Regions from separate parts of the Homo sapiens genome. Here region 2 is linked to region 1. Evidence: read pairs that join two places in POLR2A ChIA-PET (ENCODE). Cell type or tissue: MCF 10A. All regions are shown on one strand. Links, peaks and the distances in the headings refer to the core of each region. The heading gives the core; the rest is flanking DNA.

Region 1 (5,823 bases), core at 369-5,368:
GCTGCTTTATATCCTTCTATCGGTGTCTGGAAATCCCTTGGAGACAGTGAAAACATTTTGCGCTTCTCCAAATTTCGGGTGCATGAATCCATGAGGATCTCCACCATGACATCTCATGATTATGCTCTGCCTGTATTTGTCTACACAAGGCTAGGGTACAGAGATGAACCTTTATTTTTCCTTTCTAAGGTAAGAAGCTTCTTGTCCAATGGTGGGGGATTTCCTCCTTATCTCTAAAAGGACATTTCTTTGTTAATTATGTTCTTTGAAGAATTGATTTCAATTAATGGTTTGTTATATGGGAGCATAATTCTTCCTTGACTAGTCATGCATTTAGACTCTTCATTTATGGAAACTGAATTTTGATTATCTTACTCATTATTATTCTCTTAAGGAACAAAGTAAGGTGAGAAAGGGTTAAAGTAGATACCAGCAACGACTACATTTCCTGCACACCAACTTTAACTGTACTCACTTACAATCGGGCATTTTGGAAGGTTATTGAAATGATCGGCAGTGAGCAGGTTAGACAATCAAAAAGGATGTTTTGAAATGGAGTGTTTGCTCATACATGTGGAAGCAGAATTGTCTAGCCACTTAAACAAAAAAATTCTAGGGAAAGTAGTGGGTATTTTAATCTTTGTTTTGTTTTTTTTTTTTCTTCAAGATGGAGTTTTTTGTTCTTGTCACCTAGGCTGGAGTGTAATGATGCAATCTCGGCTCACTGCACCCCCCACCTCCTGGGTTCAAGCGATTCTCCTGCCTCAGCCTCCCAAGTAGCTGGGTTTACAGGTGCTCACCCCCCCCCACCCAGCTAATTTTTGTACTTTTAGTAAAGACGGGGTTTCACCATGTTGGACAGGCTGGCCTTGAACTCCTGACCTCAGGTGATCCACCCTCCTCGGCCTCCCAAAGTGCTGAGATTACAGGCATGAGCCACCGTGCCCAGCCTAATCTTTGGATTTGGATAATTTTGTGTAACCTTTCTACATTGAGAAGACTCAGGACTTGTGGAGGGCTTCACATGTGTGATGCAGTGATGTTTTAAGGTATTGCTGGATACCAGTGGTTTAATATATTTTAACAGAGGCATTTTTCCTTTCTCCACCATTACAAATTTCAACTCACCAATATCTGTTAAAGACGTTCTGAGTTCTAGGCATCCTAAGGAGGAGGCATAGAAAACACCCAGGTGAGGGCTCTACAGTGACCAGGTATCTTTGGAACATAAATGGAATGTATTCATCAGAGGGAGAAATGATGCATGTGTATGAAATATGGTAAATACCATACCTCCAACATCACTCATGAGGTGAAGGAGGAAGGAAAAAAAGTCTCTGTTGTGAACTTCTATTCATACCACCCAGAAAAATCAGTGAAAAATAATTGAATGAAGAATAATAGGAAGTCAGTACCGTCTGAAAGGTTTTAAAAAGTTATCTAGGCCGGGTGCAGTGGCTCACACCTGTAATCCCAGCTCTTTGGGAGGTTGAGGCAGGTGGATCACAAGGTCAGGAGTTTAAGACCAGCCTGACCAAGATAGTGAAACCTCATCTCTACTAAAAATACAAAAATTAGCTAGGTGTGGTGGTGGGTACCTGTAATCCCAGCTACTCAGGAGTCTGAGAAGAGAATTGCTTGAACTCGGGAGGCAGAGGTTGCAGTGAGCCGAGATTGTGCCACTGCACTCCAGCCTGGGCGACAGAGCGAAACTCCATCTCAAAAAAAAAAAAAAAGAAAGAAAGTTACGTAAATCTTTATAAAATAATCTTGACTCTGGAATGGAATCAAAATTTAAATACCAGTTTCTTTTGTAAGACGTCTTTTCTATATTTGACTCAACCAAGTTCCTTTCTTTAGTGATAATAAATTGACTTTTGGAAGAAACAATAAACTCTGAGGGACAAAACGTTCATTTCAAAAGATGAATTTAGACTACTGGGACATTCTGCACATTCTGTGAACCTGGTATAAGCTTCTTTTTCTATAGCTACAGCCACGGAAATGCTTTCTTTCCTCAGGAAAAAAGGAGCAACAGTTTGGGTTTCATCTCATTCTGCACTCTTTTTTTCCGAGTGGCAAGCTATTTCCAAGTGTTTTAAACTATAAGTGTACCCACCATTGTACCCTATTGACTTTAAAAATCTGCCCATGATTTTTTTTTTTTTTTTTAGATGGAGTTTCCCTCTGTCTCCCAGGCTGGAGTGCAGTGGCGCGATTTCGGCTCACTGTGACCTCTGCCTCCCGGGTTCAAGTGATTCTCCTGCCTCAGCCTCCAAGTAGCTGAGGTTACACTGCATGCGCCGCCATGCCCAGCTAATTTTTGTGTTTTTAGTAGAGACGGGGTTTTGCCGTGTTGGCCAGGCTGGTTTCGAACTCCTGACCTCAAGAGATCCACCCGCCTTGGCCTCCCAAAGCGCTGGGATTTTAGGTGTGAGCCACTGCGCCCGGCCCCGCCCATAATTTTTTAAAAGCCTGATATTCATTTGTACCAAACTCTTAATGACCATTAATGGCTTCCATTTCTGATTTTCCCAACAATGTCTGAATTTTAGAATGCACACACACATACAGTTAAGATTACAAAAAAGATTCACTAGTAAGTAGCAAATCTCTTAACCTCCCTGGACTTAGTGTCTTAGTGTCTTCATGTACAAAATGGGACAATATTACCTGCCCCACTGACCTAGCAAAAGTATGATGTAAATCAAATGAGAACATGCATATGAAAACTTGAAGCTCTACAGAAACCTATGTGATATGGCTATTACTTTTTTAACAGCCATCAAAGCCTTAAACTTAAACATGGGATATTTAAGAGTGGTATCTCAGGCAATAGCTATAGCGTGGGGATATAGAGGCAGTCAAACCTCATTTCAGACAGAAGATTGCCTGCATTATTTACATATAAATGCAACCTAGACATAACCTGATGCTGTGCTTTTAAAACATTTATTATTTATTATTAGTTTTTCATTTTTATACATTTACAGGGTGCAAGTGCAGTTTTGTTACATGGACATATTGAGTAGTGGTGAATTCTGGGCTTCTAGTGTACCCATCACCCGAAAAATGTATATTTTACCCAACAGGTCATTTCTTATCCCTCACTCTCCTCCCACCCTTGCACCTTTTGGAGTCTCCAATGTCTATTATTGCACTCTGTATGGCCATATTTACCCATCGTTTAGCTCCTACTTATCAGTAAAAACGTGATATTTTACTTTCTGTTTCTGAGTTATTTCACTTAAGGTAATGGCCTCCTGTTCCATCTGTGAGATGTGCTTTTAAAAATTAACAACAGGAGTTTCCTTGCCTATAGATTTAAAGATATTTATCCTTGTTATTAATTCATGCTGTCTCCGGTAAGGCACAAAGGCAGCTCATTAGTAATGCTCCAGCTCCCCACAGTGGGCACGTTGCTTACATGCACTTTGATAAGCGTCAGGGACTGACACCGAAGTGTTGAGTGAATCCCCTGAGTAGCCCTACCCTCTACTTCTGAAACCTTGATTCAGGTCCAAGGATCATGTGTAGGTGCAAAGCACCCTGTGCCACACTGGGACCTGGGAGGCTCATTTTCAGTACATCTACTTTGTTCCTTCTTTTTTCTGTAATGTGACAACACCACTGTGGCTCAAGCTTTCAGGTGGTCCCAATCTGCTCCCAGAGGCACTTTATCTGTGACTTTCCTAGCTGGGTAGTGCCCTTGATTTTCTGATCCCCAAAACATAGCTGCTTTGTGATTCATTCAGCACCCTACTGTCTGTGAGGTGACAGTGAACTAATTTGGTGAGAAACTGATTTGAAAACTAATTTGGAAGAAACTGACAGCAACCTCAGAAGGTGTGGCTTTCACCAGAAACATCTGACGCTTACATACTTACTATAGACCAATAATCTATAAATATAAAATGTAAATGTTATGTCCTTATTCTCCTTTGATGACAATGCCTTCATCAAAAGGAGAGCTGTTAGGGATTTCTGCCCTGATCATACCATGTGACTATATGACACCATTTTCAGGGAAGTTTCAAAGTGAGCGGAGTGAGGAGTTCTGCTCCCTTATGTCTTTGCCCAAAGAGGGAGTGGACGCAGACTCAGCAGAGTCTGCAGTCTTGGTACTGCAGGGATGGCTCCTCCTCTGTCCCTGTTCATCGTGCCATTGACAATTTTCAAAATCCTTTCATTTATACTATCTCATTTGAGCCTCTCAAAACCTCCTCTCCTTCCTTTCATGTCAGCTATGACCTGTTCAACAGATATTATAATCATAGGGAATGAAAATGGATGTTAACCTGAAAGGGAAATTAGTTTAAACCAAAATCTCTTTCCTTGTTGAAAGTCACAAGACAATTGCCCAGAAAAAAAAAAAAAAAACTTTAAAAACTGATATTGTAAAACCTTTTTTTGAGTGTTAGACAATAAAAGTGTCAGATAAAGAGACTTATCTCTCAAGTATTAATATTAAGTGCCCAATGGCAAAATAGCATTTACAGTTCTGCTTTTATTTTCCACCAAATCACCTAATAACATTTTCTAGCGTTTAATTGGTAGAAATTCACCCTTGGAGTAAAAGGTGAATGCTTAGTATCCTAAAGAGTGGGGTGAGGGAATGTGTTGTAATTTAATAAACTAGGAAACCAACTACATACATTCAAATCTTAATTTGCTCCAGAAAACGGCCTAGATCCCTGTTAATCTTTAAACATTAAAACAATAACCCTTTAAGATTATAAAATCAAAATTCTCTCTGCTAAAACCTTACCTTTGTCTGTCTTAACCATATTGCAGAAAATTCCAGCGACTTTACCATGACTGGATGAGTCATAAATAAAACCCATTAGGTCAGGTACTTAGAAATTAAACACACATAATTTCAGGGACAAATATAAAAGCTGGACCAAATCAGAGCCTGCAAGCCCTTAACGTTGCTTCTTTGCCTGGCCTTGGAATTGAAATGACTATGGGGATGAAGTGTCACTGGGGCATGTTGCAAAATGGAAAAGGAACCTGGTTAACAGGATCGCATTTGGAGAAGGAAAACTTTTGGATTCTGTTTCCAGGGCACATACATATGACCTGGTATGTGGGTATGTGCCCCCGATTTATTTCAATTAAATAATTTCTGATAACTATTTACAGCCTCATTGCCTTCAATATAATATCCTGCATGGCAAAATATGTTTTTCTTTAAAAATATTTATGTTTTTGCATATGATTACAGAGTGTGATTTTTGAGCATTGGTTTATTCAGCATTTGTGTCACTCTAAGAAAATAGAAAATAGTATCTAAGGAGTATATGAGCTCAGTACCAGCCCTGTTATACTGAACTCAGACTCTAATCCTAATCCCTGGTGGGTTTTTTTGTTTTTTGCTTTTGAGGCGGAGTCTCACCCTGTCATCTAGGCTGGAGTGCAATGGTGCGATCTCGGCTCACTGCAACCTCCGTCTCCTGGGTTCAAATGATTCTCCTGTCTCAGCCTCCGAGTAGCTGGGATTATAGGCGCCCACCACCACGCCTGGCTAATTTTTTTTTGTATTTTCAGTAGAGACGGGGTTTCACTGTGTTGACCAGGCTGGTCTCAAACTCTTGACCTCGTGATCTGCCCGCCTGGGCCTCCCAAAGTGCTGGGATTACAGGCGTGAGCCACCGCGCCCAGCCCCTGGTGGATTGTTTTACATTCAAATTAATAATGAACTCTACTGTCTTCAATCTAGCAAGATCTAGTCAGCACCATAGGAGAAAGTGCTGCCTTGGGAGCTGCAGGCATTGTTATTTGGGGAGACATGAATTTAACTGCATCCAAGGTAAGTCAGTA
Region 2 (5,823 bases), core at 283-5,282, 100 kb before region 1:
AATCTCATATTAGGCAGCCACTTCATCCATCCAGAATCATAGGTGCTATAAACATAACTACAGTACTACATAACCTCAGTAAAAATAAATAACATTTACAATCAAATTGCCATTATTAAAATAAAAACCAAACAATTCGATCTCAATAATGTAAGCAACCTGTTCTCACTTTATTTACATGGGTTTGGTTGATATAATTTAAGTATCTATATTTTGTACTTTCTGGTTTGTTTATCTGGTAAAGACCTATCTTATTAGGATATTTCCACTTGTTTAGCACTCCTGAAAAGTGAAACTATAGGGCATTTTGATTACATTTATTGGGCAATGGCTACTACAATATTGCCTCGATTCATCCTCAGACTCAGAGACTCGGGATGTTTTTTGCTTATGATCATCTGATAGACTTGTATAAGGTAGGCCGATTCATCAGTCAGTGTACACTGTACATCTGCACCAACCTTATGGCAGCACTTCAGCTACCATTTGAGGAGGTACATCTCCTGTTGCATGTAATCTTGGTAGTATTGTCAGTCCAGTGTCCTGCAATCTTTGACCAGGTGAACATGTGACACAACTCAGGCCAGGCAAACAATTTCTCCCTGAATTTTGAGTTTCAAGAGGAATTACTTTGGAGCCAAGAAAAGGAGCTGGTTCATTCTGATCAGCTAGCTGAGGAGATTGTCCATTGGTTACTTTTTTTTGCTATGATTCCAGGCAAATGATGTTGCCCCTGTTTCTGTCCTAAGATTTGTATGAGCCTTTTAATAATTTCCTTTTTGTATGCCACAGTCTGTTTCTGTTTTCAGAGACCCATGAGCATTTCTAAGTAAAGGTAACATTATTTTGACATTTTAAATTGTATTTCTCATGTCAGCTTATAAATTCAACGTAAGAATCTACCAATACTGAAGTAGAATTTTAATGATATCATCACAGGGAGAGAAACACAAGTGAGTTCATTACCTATGTATGTTTAGTCTTCTTTTTTTTCCTAAGTAGAATTATGGGTTCAAGCAAGAGGATCTATCTTAATTTACCTTTCTAATTGTGTCAAGTACATGTTCAAGACACAACGTAAGGCTCTTGGGAAGATGTAAAGATTAAAAAGCATAGTTTTGGATTTCAATGAGTTAATAAAGAAGGTTGGATTCCGTAGGAAGCCAACTTTGGGATGGAGTTTAGCAGTTAGGCTGTGTATAGGAGTGTTTATGGGACCTGTACCTGTTAGAGAGAGGGGAAGGAGGAAGCAGGAGTAGGCAGAAGGAAAAGTTAAATTTGGAGCAGACCCAGCAACAGTTTTGCTGATCCAAGGAAAACCTCTGGGGTTAGAATGGCCCTTCAGAGTATTCCTGACATTGTGTGAATTAGTCATTGTGTATGAGCTGCCAAGAAAGGGGCATGACCTTGACTGAGGTGGCTCTCTGCAATTGGAGCAATACCGAAAAGGCTGGCAGCTGATGGCTTCTGCCAACAGCCCTTCCAGCATGGGGGAAACAAGTCCTCCTGAAGGAGGATCTTGGTGATGCATCACAGTGTCCACTACAATTCACCGTCAAGTGTAAGAGACTACACAATGCAAACATCGGTCTGCTCTATAGTTTAAACAGTCCTTTTGTAAATAACCTCATAGAGTAATAATAGCTGCCTCAAATCTGTAAGTGAAAGAGACTTGAAAAAAAAAAAAAAACACCGTTAAACAAAAAGTTGACCACTTACTAATCCTGGGTAAAATGTGATATGAGGACTCGTGGATTTCACAGACCAGTGAAATTTCTCTCAGCAACTGAAATAACAAACGTGTGGTTATCAGCTTTTATTTTCGCCAAGTAAAGTTTTTTTTTTTAAACAATATTTAAAAAGAGAGGATATTTTAATAATAAAAGGCTGGGCATGATATCAGAATAAAGTTTAAACTAAATAAATATTCCTTTATAAAACGTTCACCTACATTGTTCATTTCATCATGGACAGGAGAAAAGTTTGTCACTGATGGTTTGTCTGTGAACTGACATTTGGAAATCATAACCATAAGTGGGCTATAAAAAAAAAATCCCCTTTGGGAGGCCGAGACAGGCGGATCACGAGGATAGAGACCATCCTGGCTAACACCGTGAAATCCCGTCTCTACTAAAAATACAAAAAGTTAGCTGGGTGTGGTGACGGGCGCCTGTAGTCCCAGCTGCTTGGGAGGCTGAGGCAGGAGAATGGCGTGAACCCGGGAGGCGGAGCTTGCAGTGAGCAGAGATCGCGCCACTGCACTCAAGCCTGGGCGGCAGAGCGAGACTCCATCTAAAAAAAAAAAAAAAAAATCCTGCCGTGGAAGTTCCAGGGAAGACCTGGGAGAAAAAGTAACATTAAAGTTGGAAAGATAGGTAACAAGATGAGTCAGGGTGGAGGTTTCTAGCTGAGTGGACAGTGTGAACAAAGGCTCAGAGATGGGGAAGAGCAGGGCGTAATCACACAATGAAGTGTAGTAATTCTGCTCAGGGGAGCATTAGTCATGGAGAGGAGTGTTGAGAAATGAAACTAGAGTACGTTGGGGTCAGATTATTCAGCAGACAATAGGAAGTAGTAGAGATTTTGGGGCAAAGAATTTACATGATCCGAGTTGTGCTTTAAGAAAAGTAATTTATCAAAAAAAAAAGGTTTTATATATGACATATGCTTAAAATGGATTACATGGCAGAGATTCTGTGTCTTATTATGAAGCAATTATAGTCCGTGAAAGGCAAAAAGAAGATATGAATTAGAGATGGGGTACTGAGAATAAGAAGGAGGAAATGAATGTAAATACGGTAGGAATAGAACCAGAGCTTGGTAATTTATTGGAGGGCTTCAGGAGACAGAAGAGAAAAAATAATGGTAGTTTCATTAACAGAAAAAGAGGGTGAGGAAGAGATAGGTTTTAGAAGAAGATAAAAAGTCCAGTTAGTTCTAAGCATCCTAACTTTAAATAATCTACCCTGGGAAGAGCAGGCTGAAGAGAAGATCTATTTCTAAAAATATGTTTCCTTTCCTGATATAATATCATGGATAGTTGAGCTTCAACTGACAAATAAATAAAGGCAGTCCTCATCTTGCTTGGTACGATGTTAACTGAATCTCATATTTATTGAAATTATTTCCTCACTATTCACTGATTCCAAATCTCAGTCAACATGGTATCATGCAAAATGAGGGATACAGATTTCAAAAACTACATGTACGTGTTGCTGTATCTTAGTACTAATGATATTTCAGACTGCATAATTCTTTGTTGTGGGGCTGTCTGTGCGTTGGATGTTTAGCAACCTCTCTAGCTTCTACCCACTAGATGCCAGTAGCATCTAGTATCTGATTTCAGTTACCCAGCTTGTTATTCTCTTCAGCTCATCATTCACATACATTGGCAACCTTATATATTTTTTCCATAGTGTTTCATCTCACTAATATCTTGTTGCAATTTAAAACCTTTTAGTTGTTATGATATTTTGGCATTTTTGTTATGGGTAGTTTGTACATAATACCAATTACTTGACTTATTGGTTAGTGTGTGAACTTCACTGGCCACAGGGTGCCTAGGTTAAACATTATTTCTGAGAGTGTCTGTGAGGGTGTTTCTGGATGAGATTAGCGTTTGTTTTCTTTGCTTGTTTTTTGTTTGTTTGGTTTGAGGTTTTTTTTTTTTTTTTTAACTTACCCATCCATGTAGAGATTAGCATTTGAACTAATGGACTCAGTAAAGTACATTGCCCAAGATGGAGGGCATCATATAAACTGTTGCGGGTCTGAGTAGAACAAAAGGGAAAGGGAAGAGAAATTAACCACTTTTGCTTCCTGCCTGTCTGTTTGAGCTGGGACACATCACCTTGTCTTCTCCAGCCCTCAGACTGGGATTTACACTATCAGCTCCCCTGGGTCTCAGGCCTTTGAACTCAGACTGACTGACATCGGCTTTCCTGAGTCTCCAGCTTGCAGATGGCAGATCATGGGACTTCTCAGCCTCCATAATCATGTGAGCCAATTCCTCATAATAAATCTCCTTTTTTATATATAAAAAGGTGGAGACCCAGGAAGTTCAAAGCTCCAATATGTTTATATATTTCCTACTGGTTTTGTTTCTCTGGAGAACCTTGACTTATATACTTGGATTTGGATAGAAGTCACTAAGGCTGGAAGCAGAGTGATTGGTGGATAGATTCCCTGGGCAACCGCAACATCCCGTCGTGGTTCAGGCAATAGTGGGCATCTCAATAGGTGGCAAGAGCATAATCATAATACCCATATACCTGAGACATGTGACACTCTGGCATCTAGACAAGTGACACATGGGACTTGTCATCTGAGAGGCTTGTGCACAAATAACAGGATTTCCAACCATTGAAAACAATGTTTCTGTTACAAAATTTCAAACGTGGAGACTAAAGTTAAAATAGACAAAAGGGTGCTTCATCTTAGTGGTAGCAATGAGTAAGTAGGCAAAAAACTGAGACCGAAACTAGGAATTAGGGACAAAGCAGCAATCCAATTATCTGATGCATGTGGTGTAGAAATTGTGACTTGTGGAACAGTAAATGAAACCTGTGGAAAGTGAAGCATCTTCGAAATGGAATTATAGAAAATTGTCTTAAAGCCAAGCTCTTCCTGATGAAAGCTGCTTCTGTGCCTTTTGCCTCAAGTCAGAAGGAAGTGGGGTGGGGCTGAAAGATCAAAAGCTGCAGAGGGCCATCCACCAAGTGAGGGACAAGGACACTGTTAGCAGATGTTACAGTTAAAAAACGAAATCTGATGTCAGACCAGACTACACCCATGAAAAAGAACTGATAGTGCCAGCTATTCATGGCACACCGCATTGTCTCTCCTAAGATTCAGTGGTGGTCTTGATTTGTTTTCTTTTTCTTTTTTTCTTATGTCATTGGAACTTGTATTCCATAAGAATATTTTTCTGATGGTTTAAGTCTAATCTTGCCCATGAAAGCTACTGGAAGTCTTTGCTTTTTCCTGATTCTTATTCGCACTTCGTTTTTGCTTCTTTATATTTTATAGTTAATTAAGGAGTTTTCGCTGTTAATGCAACAAATAGTCCAGGTGCTCTTCTTGTATGAGTTCCTGTTTGTGCTCTTATATGGGAAAAAACATATAAACTGTGGTTTATCAGATTTGACCTATTTCTACATTTTAAAAAAGTAAATATTTACTGTTTCATTTATTTAATACTTATCTATTTATGAATAATAAGTATTCTTTGTTATTTTCCTTAATTATTTCCTCTTTTCTATGGAAGAGTAAGATAAGAATAAATTAATTGCTACCTGAAATTACATTATTGGTTTTAAAATTTCATATTAATTTATACTAGCTCAATTTGTACTAGTTCAAACAGGAATAACTACCGGGTACTTACATACTTTAGGGATAGATTTTATCTCACAGAATGTTTTTACATAATGTATATTTTTTTACATGGTATTAGCTGTTAACAATTCAATTTTACCTTGGGGTGTGTGCATGTGTGCATGCGCATATACGTTTGTGTGCATTTTCTTTACAGGAACCAACTCATTGAGTCAGACCTTTACTGTTTGCTTAATTAAATTCCTCAAGCTCATGATTCAGAATTCAAACAATATCTCAATCTAGATGGGAATTTTTAATTTTTCAGATTGAACTTTCTTCTTCTTAGGCAATGCTCATTCTTTGTTTTCACCTCTCCCTCAAATTTCCTGCTTCTTAATGAATTTAATTAGTCAGTCAGTCAATAATTCCATATTCATCCATCCATTCATCAAACATTTGTTTTACACTCTGTTATGCATGGCAGTCTGCTAGGCAGTGGGGGGT

The links. Peaks named below come from ENCODE experiments on the same cell type or tissue, not always from the same donor. Only the 100,000 strongest peaks of a DNase experiment are listed, where the experiment ranks them.
Region 2: POLR2A ChIA-PET joins it to region 1 with 5 read pairs; 6 of 35 experiments call an interaction of 5 or more read pairs at or near these places.

What each region holds. Positions count from the first base shown.
Region 1 is chr7:123,869,039-123,874,861 of GRCh38, forward strand. It overlaps HYAL4 (hyaluronidase 4), which reads left to right. Exons shown (of 5, transcript NM_012269.3): 3 at 1-189; 4 at 5,723-5,812. Among named protein-coding and RNA genes, the nearest start is that of HYAL4, 27 kb to the left of the region's middle. In MCF 10A, for the core only: a CTCF peak has its summit at 3,426; a DNase peak (open chromatin) is centred at 3,423.
Region 2 is chr7:123,768,147-123,773,969 of GRCh38, forward strand. It overlaps a transcript of HYAL4 not described here. Among named protein-coding and RNA genes, the nearest start is that of WASL-DT, 22 kb to the left of the region's middle. In MCF 10A, for the core only: no CTCF peak of the experiment used is centred there; DNase peaks (open chromatin) are centred at 1,415 and 2,455.